Regions from separate parts of the Homo sapiens genome. Here region 2 is linked to region 1. A link is an interaction called in ENCODE POLR2A ChIA-PET data of the cell type or tissue named here. Cell type or tissue: MCF 10A. All regions are shown on one strand. Links, peaks and the distances in the headings refer to the core of each region. The heading gives the core; the rest is flanking DNA.

Region 1 (5,367 bases), core at 1-5,000:
CTGGACAGGCGTATGCGTAGAGCACGGCGTGGAGTGCGCAAGCGCAGGGCTCTCAGGCGCGGTCCCACCTGTGAGGCCCTGAGGCGGGCGCCTCCCTGAGTGTGGGTCGCGCAGGCATCGGCCCTGCGTGGCTGAGCTGAGAGATGTTTGTGTGGCGTGCTGCGGATATTGGACCTAGAGTCCCTTGAGGTGATTTAATTATTTTGGGGGTTGGCTATTTAGGGACAGCAATATCAGCGATTTTTCATTAAAACACATAATGATGAAGATCCAGCTGTGTGGGATAACAGTTCTCGGCAATGGGTTCAGCTGTGATTGAGGTGAACGCAATCCCTGTCCTTACTAACGTTTCATAGCAGTTGAATGCCTCCAAAGCCCTTTGCACTCAGGTCCCTCTTCTAATTCCCTTAAGAACCCCAGGAAGTTCCTAACGTGTCATCCTAATTTTGCAGGTGCCAGGAAAGGTCAGCTCAGAGCAGGCAGGCCTGGGTTAAAATCCCAGCCCTCGCACTCCGTAGGGCAGACCAATTTGGCAAAGAAAATCCAGGACAACCAGTTAAATTAGAATTTCAGATAAACAGCAAATCCTTTTTTTTTTTTAGAGTAACTACGTCTCGTATAAAGTTTGGGATATACTTTTACTAAAAAGTTATTTTGTAGCCTTGCACAGTGGTACTCACCCGTAGTCCCAGCTACTAGGGAGGCTGAGGCAGGAGGATGGATTTAGAGGCTCCAGGAGTTGAAGGCTGCTGTGCGCTAGGATTGTGCCTGTGAATAGCCACTGTACTCCAGGCTGGGCAACACAGGGCGATCCCTTCTCAAAAAAAAAAAAATAGTTCTTTTTTTTTTTAAGTGAAAGGTCTCACATATTTATTACTGAACCCAGCCAACCAACGCATTCATCACAGATTCAGAGAGAAAAAATATATTCTCAATAAAACATGTACAACTCTCCAGAGAGCGGTGACATTTTCAGCTTGATGTGGTAACATGACTGTGACCTTCAGACAGCATAAATATGTGTGCCCTCTCATGTGCAATTCCTTATAGGCCCAGCTCGGTTCTTCTTCAATGTCTCCTTTTGGAGTTGTACCTGATTTTATTATCAGTTTTCATCCGAATCCACTGGGGACGATTTTGCTTTTGTTTCTTGGCCAGGAATTGCTTAATCCCAAAAGTCTTGTGGGAAAGACATGGCGAGAAGTGGAGTCAAGCACACACCACGATGGCAGAGAAAGGAATGTTATTTCATTGTTTATGTGAAATTCAAACTTAACTGGCATCTTGTATTTTATGTAGCTCCTCTCCCTCTATACCATGTCATCCCCTGACAGACTTGGTGAGTGGTGCCTTTCCCCCACTTGCTCCAAGCCTTCTAGAGCAGAAGATAGGAATTCTGAAGCCCAAGGAAAGGAGTCCTGACTTTGGGAAGGAGGAGAGGACAGTGGAGCGAGACCCTGGAACAAGGTGGTTCCAAGGCCTTTGGGGGCCTGGTCCTGCATGGGTGGGGTGCTGGGGCTTGGCCCCAGAAGAGCTACTTGGGAGAACTGTTTTGTTCTTTCCGTTCCTGGTAATTTGATAATTTTCCAACTAAAACTAGTTTCCCATCATAAATAATGCACTCCCTCTGTTCACAGGGATGGTTGCCTGTGTTGATGGCTGTTCTGCATGTACCAAGCACTGTGTTGATGGCTTTACATTGCTGTTATCACAAATACTTCCTCACTGCCTACCTTGCACCGGGCAAGGTTTATTACCGAGGACACAGCTGTGAACAAGGCAGGTAAACCCCTTCCTCTTAGGGAGCTCGGAGCCTAAAAGGAGGGGAGAACTAAAGGCAATCAGGTGAACTTTTTTTTTTTTTTTTGAGATGGAGTTTCGCTCTTGTTTCCCAGGCTGGAGTGCAGTGGCACAATCTCGGCTCACTGCAATCTCCGCCTCCTGGGTTCAAGTAATTCTCCTGCCTCAGCCTCCTGAGTAGCTGGGATTACAGGCAAGTGCCATCGCACCCGGCTAGGTTTTTGTATTTTTTAGTAGAGATGGGGTTTCACCATGTTGGCCAGGCTGGTCTCGAACTCCTGACCTCAGGTGATCCATCCTCCTCACCCTCCCAAAGTGCTGGGATTATGGGCGTGAGCCACTGCACCTGGCCAGATGAACTCTTACATAATTAAGTTGGCAGGGTAAGAAATGCACTGAAAATAAATCAGTGACTTTAAGAGGTGAAAAATAGTACACCCAATTCACATATGAAGAAACTGAGGTTTGGAGAAATTAACCCTTTTGTGTAAGATTGGACCTCCAGTAAGTGACAGAGCTGAGAGTTAAACCTTGACTCCAAATTCATGCTCTTAACCACTTGGATATGAGGCATCTGTGGGGGTCTGGCTTGGAGTGTGTCATCGTTCTCTGGGGGCTTTGGTGGTGGTCTTAGTTTTCTCATCTTTCAAATGAGGGTGTGCGGCAGGTGGGTTCTCATGCGTCATCCCCAAAGAGGAACAAACAAATGAAAGGATCTTGCAGGCCAGGAGGTCAATGACACTGTCAAGGCTTGTCTGCTGGAAGGTGCCTCTCCCCTGGGACTAGAAACATTTCTGTCCACTTTTCCCTGTCCCCTGAGGACAGAGCCTTTGGTATCACTTAGCATTAGACTCAACCAGAAGCCAGCAGCCTTGCTAGACCTGACACAGAATGAAAGGTCCTGAGCTGGGTGGGGGCACAAGGAGAGGATCAGAACAGTGAAGTGAAGTGAGCAAACCCGTAATAAACCTGGCATTCCTAAGAGGAGAAACCGCAAAGTGCAAGGTGCGACTTGAAAGGACTTGGCTGGGGTTCCCACTGCGCTGACAAAAGCAGGAGGGGCAGCTCACCCTCCAGCAGCTAGGCTCTGCCTGTGCCCTGCAGGTATCCTGCTCCACGGCAGGACTCATAGGCCCTCCCCCAGCAGCTGTGTGCACCACCTTCACATCAAAGTCAACAGTCCCAGCCCCAGGCTGTGAGCAAGAACCAGAAAAACATATTCTGCTCCTAGCAACACATTGCAAATGAAACTGACAAATGCCAACTTGCAGGACAGTCTCAATACTGAGTTCTCCCTATGGGCCAGGAAGCTTCCCCGCAAACCCTACTAGCCGGTGTTTCCTCCAAACTCATACTCAGTCCCAGAAACACAGTAGAGGGCCAAAATCTTTGTGCAGGCTGGAAAGGAGTATTGTTTAAATTAGGTGCAAAGATCTGTTCCACCTCTAACACATCCAAAAAAGGGAAAGAAGGGAGGCAAGGATGGGGAGGCCCTTTCAACAAACCAGACAGGAGAGGATAGCATACTTCTTACATTTAAACAAGGTGGCTTATCTAGCAAATGTAAGTGAATTTTAACATTTTGTAGATTCATGGCAGGGCGCGGTGGCTCAGGCCTGTAATCCCGGCACTTTGGGAGGCCGAGGTGAGCAGATCACTTGAACTTAGGAGTTTGAGACCAGCCTGGGCAACATGGTGAAACCATGTCTCTACAAAAAATACAAAAATTAGCCAGGTGTGGTGGCCTGAGGTGGAAGGATCACTTGAGTCCTGGAGGCGGAGGTTAGAGTGAGCTGAGATTCACGCCACTGCTCTCCAGCCTGGGCCACAGAGCAGAACCTGTCTCAAAAAAAAAAAAAGAAAAAAGAAAAATATATGGTAGCTTCTTGTTAGACAAGAAGTAGAGAAAAGGCCATAATATTTTCTTTACTTCTTGAGGGTTTATAGCCATTTTTCCTTTGCATTTTTTAGCTTTCGAAAATTGTGAGACTGCTACATGCTTCTCATAAGATATTGACATAATTCAGAAGTGTGTGAGATGTGAGCGAAAGAGAAAGAGACCTCCCCGCTCCCCATCACTGCAGCTGCACTGGCTCCACCTTCTTGGGTCCTCCTTTTTTTTTTTCTTTCTTTTTTTTTTTTTTGAGATAGGATCTCCCTCTGTCACCCAAGCTAGAGTGCAGTGGCGCCATCAAAGCTCACTGCAGCCTTGACCTCCTGGGCTCAAGCAATCCTCCTGCCTCAGTCTCCCAATGTGTTCGAATTACAGGTGTGAGCCACTGCTTCTGGTCTGGTCTGCTCTTCTCGCTGCAACCTTTGCATCTTGGAATTGTTCCTTCCTGCTCTAAGGCCTTTGCACTTGCCTTTCCCTTAACAGCTTGGGACCCCTTGTCCTTTTTCTTTCCCTACTCCCCTCCCTTCCCCTCCCAAATCCAACCTGGCTAACTCTCCTGCAGCCTTCAGATCGCCCTCTGAACATCTTCCTGGGCTACACCCCTGTGTCTTGACTCCTGGTTACCATGTGCCCACAGCTCCACGTGGCACATGGAATGATTGAATGAGTGACTCCTCATGGGGTTACCTCTGTTACCTATTCCTTGTATTTTATCCCAGGCATTTTTCTATTCATGCCCAAATTAGCAACGTGTCCAGAGTAAGACTTCACTCTGCAGACTGGTATTGCTGCTTCTGGTAATAATAGGAACTAAGGTTCGCTGACGGTCAGACACTGGGCCCAGTGCTTCATGCATAAAATCTCATTTACCCCCTCCCATTTTACAGCAGAGAAAGTTGAGTACCAAGAAGTATAAAAATTGCTGGGTTTCATAGAGATGCAAGTGATAAGGTGCTGACAGGAAGGGTTTCTTTGATCTAAGCCGCTATACGATATTGCCTCAAAGTCAAGGCAACTTAGTATTGATGAATTAATTTGCTTGTTGTTGTAGCTAGTGATCATGTACCAGGATGTGTGATGTAAAGCAGATCATATCCTGGTGTGAATAAAATGAAATCTAATGTTAAGAAGATCACCAAAATATTTGCAAGCCTATGGGTCATCTTATTAACAAAAGCAGGATGTTCACTTATTTTTAGAGAGTGCTGTCATGCACTACCGTGGACCCAACACCAGCTTCCATGACTGTCAACTCATGGCCAACATTTTGTCACCCACATCCACCCCCTTACCTACCCTCACACCAGATTATTTTGAAACCAATCCCAAGAATCATATTATTTTATTAATAAGTGTTTCAGCATGTTTCTAAAAAAAAAAAGGACTCTTAAACACATTATAATTCCATTATCATACTAAAAGGTATGTTAACAATCATTCTTTATATCACCAAGTATTCTATCTGTTGAAATTGCCCCAATTGTTTCAGCAATTGTTTTCTTCTCATTTAAAAAAGTTATCTATTTTAATTGACAAATAAAAATTGTGTATATCTATCCTATACAACATGTTGTTTTGAAATCTGTATCCATATTTAGCTTGATTAGCTAAATCATGCTAATGAACATACACCTTAGCTCACATACTTATCATTTTTTTGTGGTGAGAACACA
Region 2 (5,367 bases), core at 129-5,128, 150 kb after region 1:
CAAGGCAAGGAAGGGATCCTCCCCTAGAGCCCCCAGTTGCATTTACCTGCTAAGACTGGTGTTGGACTTCAGAGCCACAGAGCTATAATCCGCTTGTATTGTTTTGATAATTTGCTTGGTTAATTTGTTAAAGCAGCGATAGGAAAGAATACATCTTTGTTGGCAAAGTGATTTTCTTTTTCTTTTTTCTTTTCTTTTTTTTTTTTTTTAGAGACAGGGTCTCACGCCATTGCCCAGGCTGGCGTGCAGTGGTGTGAGCATGGCTTACTGTAGCCTTGACCTCCTGGGCTCAAGCAATCCTCCTGCCTGAGCCTCCCAGGTAGCTGGGACTATAGATGGATGCCACCACACCTGGCTATTTTTTGTAGAGACAGGGCCTCCCTATATTGCCTAGGCTGGTGTCGAGCTCTTGGGCTCAAGCTATCCTTCCACTTTGGCCTCCCAAAGTACTGAGATTACAGGCATGAGCTACTGCCCCCAGCCTCCTCAGAGTGCTTCCCTCATCCTGCTAAGGAGCTGGGACACAACCATCTGGGGGCCGGCTCAGGAGTTGCAGCCTTCTTGGCTCCAGGTTGATCACAAGGCAGAAAAAGGTCTGAGGTGCAAACCTGCCCTGCCACCATGTGGGAAGCTATTAGCTGCTTATCACCTCCGGGGCCTGCGGTTGGTCCCAGGAAGCACCCAAGGGGAGCAAGGGGCTATTGAGAAAGGTCCTGGCGAGGGGATAGCAGCAGCCCCACCCCCAAATTAACCCTCTAGTGCCAATAGCTTCTTCCTCCTTACCTAGCCTAGCTTGAAATTTATGTTCATTTTACTTTTCAAGGGAGAAGGCAGGTCAGTGGGGTTGGTGGCCTTTTTAAGACAAGGCTTCCTGACCCCTGGCGGGTGTCCTGGGGCCCCCGGATGGACCTCAGTGGGTCTGTGTGGCCCAGAGTGTGTAGGGATTCCGTATATTTTCTTTTCTGACAGTGGATCCATTTTTCCAGGTTTCTCAAAGGGGTCTTTGATCTCCCAAGTCAAAAACCAACCAAATTCCTTCATTTGTATTCGAAGCCTCTTTTATGCTGGACTCTTGAAGGCTAGGATTCAATGTCGAACACCCACACAAAGGCTGCCCTTGGGGGTGTTAATTTAGGACAGGAAGGAGGGGGTTGCCATTCACATCCATACATAGTAACAGACCCAGAGTCAGGGTGGTGCCTAGGGAACGCAGCCCATCCCGAGGGCTGCAGACAACATTTCGTGGCGAGCGAGCTGAGAGCTCTGGGTCCAGTGGGTGCCCACGAGGCCAGGCTGGTCCGGAGAGGATGCTCTGGGCTGTGGGACCTGCAGGGGCAGAGGCCTGTGCTGTGGGGTTTCCTGGCGCCTTTGGGGAGTGGGGAGGAGGCTGTGGGGGCTGAAGCAGGGGAGGGGAGTGAGGGTGGGCGGGTCAGGCATTCTCTTGGGAGTCACGTCTTGAGTTTGAACTTCATGCCAAGCATGTTCAGAAGTCTTTGCAGAGATTCAAGCTGTGGTGTGGGGTGCAGGTGATAAGATCATTCTGGCTGCTCTAAGAAAGGTGAGGAACAGGGTGGGTGCCGAGGGGGTGCTCAGAGGCCGGAGACTCCTTAGAGGATGTGGCAGATCATCCAGGCAGGAAGTGTAGGCAAACTGCATCCCGGCAGAGACTTCCGTGTCTTGGAGCTCCATCGGGTGCACCTGGGTAATGAGGGGGAGAGGAACTAGGCATCGCGGGCTTAGAATTCACTCTGATTTTCCCCACCGCCTCCTCATCAAAGCCCCACCAAGTCTCCATTTACACAGCCCCCAGGACGGGGCTCTCACTGTTTCCCGTGGCAGAAATTCATTGCTGGGAACCTGCCTCCTTCCCGCGGATGGCTCGTGGCCCTGTTTGCAGCTCTTCTAAAACCTGCCTGGAAGTTAAGAAAAAAATAAAATAAAAATACCGAGGCCTGGGCCCCACCCTAGGCTTAGGCCAGAGTCCTTGAGTGTGAGTGTGTACGCCTGTGTGCCTGCCCCTTTGAATCGCTCGTCCCCCCGGTTTTGGGCTGGAGCCCTGCCGTGGAGCCACACAAGTTGAATCTCTCGGCAGCCCTGTGTGTGCTGGGGCGGGGGCACATGCTCCGGCACGCTACCCCACGCGGAGCTCGCTTTCCTGCCCGCCAGCCCCCTCCCCCGGGGCTTCACGTGCTCTTCAGATGGTGCGGTTTGGGGTTGAGAAACTGGGTCCCTGCACTTCCTTCTCCCCACCCACGTTTGGACCCAGCTCCCTGGTAAGCAGCCGCCTTTGCCAGATGACCCGTGGAGGCGGGAGCTGAGCCTAAGCACCAGTCCTGACTTGTCTGCGGCCCAAGCAGGGGGTTGAGGAGGTGGATGAATCCCGGTGCTGGCGTCAGGGCTGTCTCCTGCTCACTTTCTGTTGCTTGGGGGCGGGTGGGGCAGGCTTGGACGGACAGGGGAGCTGGGAGTCCCTCCTTCGTTTCCTTTCCTTGTTTTCCTGCTAATAAGTCCTAAGGATACACAGGAGCTCCGGCCACTTTCTGCTGGGACAGCCGTGATCAAAGAGCCCTGGAAGCACAGAGCAGGGTCTGGAGTCCCTGGTGGCAGGGCCAGTGCCCACGCCTCACTCGTACACCATAACTAGCTTCATGAGCTGTGCTCGGCCTTGGTCTGTTTGGCCTTGGGTTTGAACTAAGTTATGCCAAATGTCGTGGCTTTACTTTAAGACAGGGTTGGGGAAAGTAGCACTCAGGCCACTCCTTGTCCCTTCTGTGCTCATGACAGACATTGCTAATAGATCATGGCCTCTCCTGTGCTCATGACAGACATTGCTAATAGATCATGGGACTTCCTTCTGACGGAGCCTGAACACAGCTTCAGAATCCTCCTTGACTCAGGACACCAAGGAGTCAGCAATGTCCCTGGCTCGAGCTAGCAGCTTCACCTGACACATCCCTGAGCTGAGGGGATGTTCCTTCTCCTCCACCCTGCCTTCTACCCCCCCACAGGGAAGAGGGAGGAGGCTCGTGGAGGGGCATGGCTACCTGTGGCCCTGGGCATTGCCACAGCCATGAAGGCCATCTTAGGTTTCTGCTTGGCATCGTGTGCTCTAGAGGGCAGGCTGTAGAGTCCAGCTGTTTGGGCTCCTCCCAGATGGTTCCTTGACCTTGACCTTCCTGTGTTGAGGACACCCTGGCCCTGGGGAGGTTCCTGCTGCCCCAGAGCTGGTTCTCTCTCTCCCAGCCCTGCTACTCCCCCACGGAGGGTGGGGACCAGGGGCCTCTGGGCTCCCCCTGGCTGCCTCCATCCACTCTGAGCACCCCCTTGCAGCATTGAGCCTTGGGGCTGGTTCCAGCCACGCAGATCTTCCCTCCGCCCACACTGTCTGCTGACCCAGGCCCCAGCTTCCTCATTCCTTGCCAGGCTCAGTGCCTGCCTCTGATCCTCTATCCGATGCTACTCCAGCGGCCTCAGACATGGAGGGCGCCTCGTCCCCACTGCTCAGCATCGTCATGCAGGAATGCCTCGCCCTTGGATGCCTCCCCACCCTCCTATCTCACTTCCTTTTGGTTCTTACCCACATGTCACCTCCTCAGAAGAGCGCCTGCTGGCACCCGCGGCAGCATGCCCGCTCACTCCAGCTTCTCCTGCCTTGTTTTCCTCTGTAGCCCTCATCTCCATGTAAGTCATGTGCACTCACTTATCTATGACCCGCCTCTCGTTCTGGAAAAGCCCCTGAGTGGCAGGGCTTTGCTGTCTTACACCTGGGACTCATCTCATGCCTGCACACCAGGAAGCAGCCCCTAGCAATGGCTGAATGAATGAGTGACTCCACAAGGCATGCAGGCCGCGAGGGCAGGGCACCCAGGGGCAAGCGCTCCTGCCCCAAAGCCTGGAGCCCACCAGCCCCGCCCCAGCCTTCAGCAAGTTCACTTCACCGAAAGTCTCAAGTGTCTCCTCAGGAATCACACATGTGATTCGGTTATAATCAATTAAATGTAATTTCGTTATTGGTGTGCATATCTTTCCACATTGCTTTTCTGAACTGTAGATAAATTTTATATCTGTATAAATAGATATATTCAAAAATGGCATTTTGGGAGGCCAAGGCGGGTGGATTACCTGAGGTCAGGAGTTTGTGACCAGCCTGGCCAACATGGTGAAACCCCGTCTCTACTAAAAATACAAAAATTAGCTGGGCATGGTGATGAGTGCCTATAGTCTCAGCTACTCAGGAGGCTGAGGCAGGAGAATTGCTTGAACCCAGGAGGCAGAGGTTGCAGTGAGCCAAGATTGCACCACTGTACTCCAGCCTGGGCAACAGAGCAAGACTCTGTCTCAAAAAAAAAATTGCTGATGAAAATAAAAGCAGCCTGCTTTTCAGTCCCCAGCAGGGAGCATGGTGCTCCTGTCTCAGCCTGAGCCTTGGAGGCCAGTTCCTGACTCCTGTGCTCTCCATGCTGTTCTCCTCTCTCCTGCCTCCTTCCTCCTCAACCCTCTTCTTTCTCCTTTCTGCTTTCCACTCTTGGCTTGCTGCTTCTAGCCCATTTCATTCCACAATTGTTCTCAGCCATGGGGTAGCTAAGGCACACTGAAGGTTTCCAGGACCAACAGAATGTCCAGTCTGTGTCTGAGGAGGTGTCCTAATTTGCAGTGTGTGGTCCATGGGAGGCTAGCTTACTGCACCACTCCTGTCCCACCCATTTTACAGATGAAGAAAGTAAGGCTTAGGGAAGGGAGTTCGGCGATGTCCTTCTTATCTTACCATTTCTCATTATCCTAGAAGCTATGCAGATAGAATTCTCATGAATCAGAGAAAAGCCAAAAATTGAGTGGTGTTCCACTCTTTGACATATACCCTAATGGCATGTAGTGGGTGTGGAGGAAAGAGCCATGCATTCAAACAGTTAACAGGTGTGTGTGTGTGTGTGTGTGTGTGTGTGTGTGTGTGTGTGAATGGAGAATGTGCGTAGTTTCAAATTTCCCTAACAAGTGGGCTAGAAGAAGAAGAAGAAAATATGAAACTGCCATGAACACTCAAGCCTACCCCAGGAGTTATAGGAGCTCTCTTCATTTTGCAAACCAGGAGTCCAAGATCTAGGAGAGCTGGGGTTTGACTCCAGAGCTAGAGCAGTCCCCAAGACCTGGTCTTGACTCACGAGTTAGACTCCACTCAGAGGCTGACTGTGCTCCAGGGTCTACACCTCTAAGGGCGACACCTGGGCTCAAGCAGACTGCCGTTTTCTATATGGGATGAGCCTTCACAGGGCAGCCAGTTGGGATGGGTTGAGGTTTGGCTGTAGACATCAGAAACCCAAGTCAAATGCGCTTCAACCAGTAGAAAATTCACCAGCCCGCAGAGCTAAG

The links. Peaks named below come from ENCODE experiments on the same cell type or tissue, not always from the same donor. Only the 100,000 strongest peaks of a DNase experiment are listed, where the experiment ranks them.
Region 2: POLR2A ChIA-PET joins it to region 1 with 7 read pairs; 1 of 35 experiments calls an interaction of 5 or more read pairs at or near these places.

The regions. Positions count from the first base shown.
Region 1 is chr20:57,324,374-57,329,740 of GRCh38, reverse strand. LOC105372687 (a long non-coding RNA gene) reads left to right here and starts at 77. Exons shown (of 12, transcript XR_007067670.1): 1 at 77-320; 2 at 1,638-1,783. It also overlaps the pseudogene RPL39P39. RefSeq lists enhancers at 2,400-2,902, 2,903-3,406. In MCF 10A, for the core only: no CTCF peak of the experiment used is centred there; a DNase peak (open chromatin) is centred at 2,890.
Region 2 is chr20:57,176,339-57,181,705 of GRCh38, reverse strand. All of the region lies in intron 4 of BMP7 (bone morphogenetic protein 7), which reads left to right. Among named protein-coding and RNA genes, the nearest start is that of BMP7-AS1, 35 kb to the left of the region's middle. In MCF 10A, for the core only: no CTCF peak of the experiment used is centred there; a DNase peak (open chromatin) is centred at 2,315.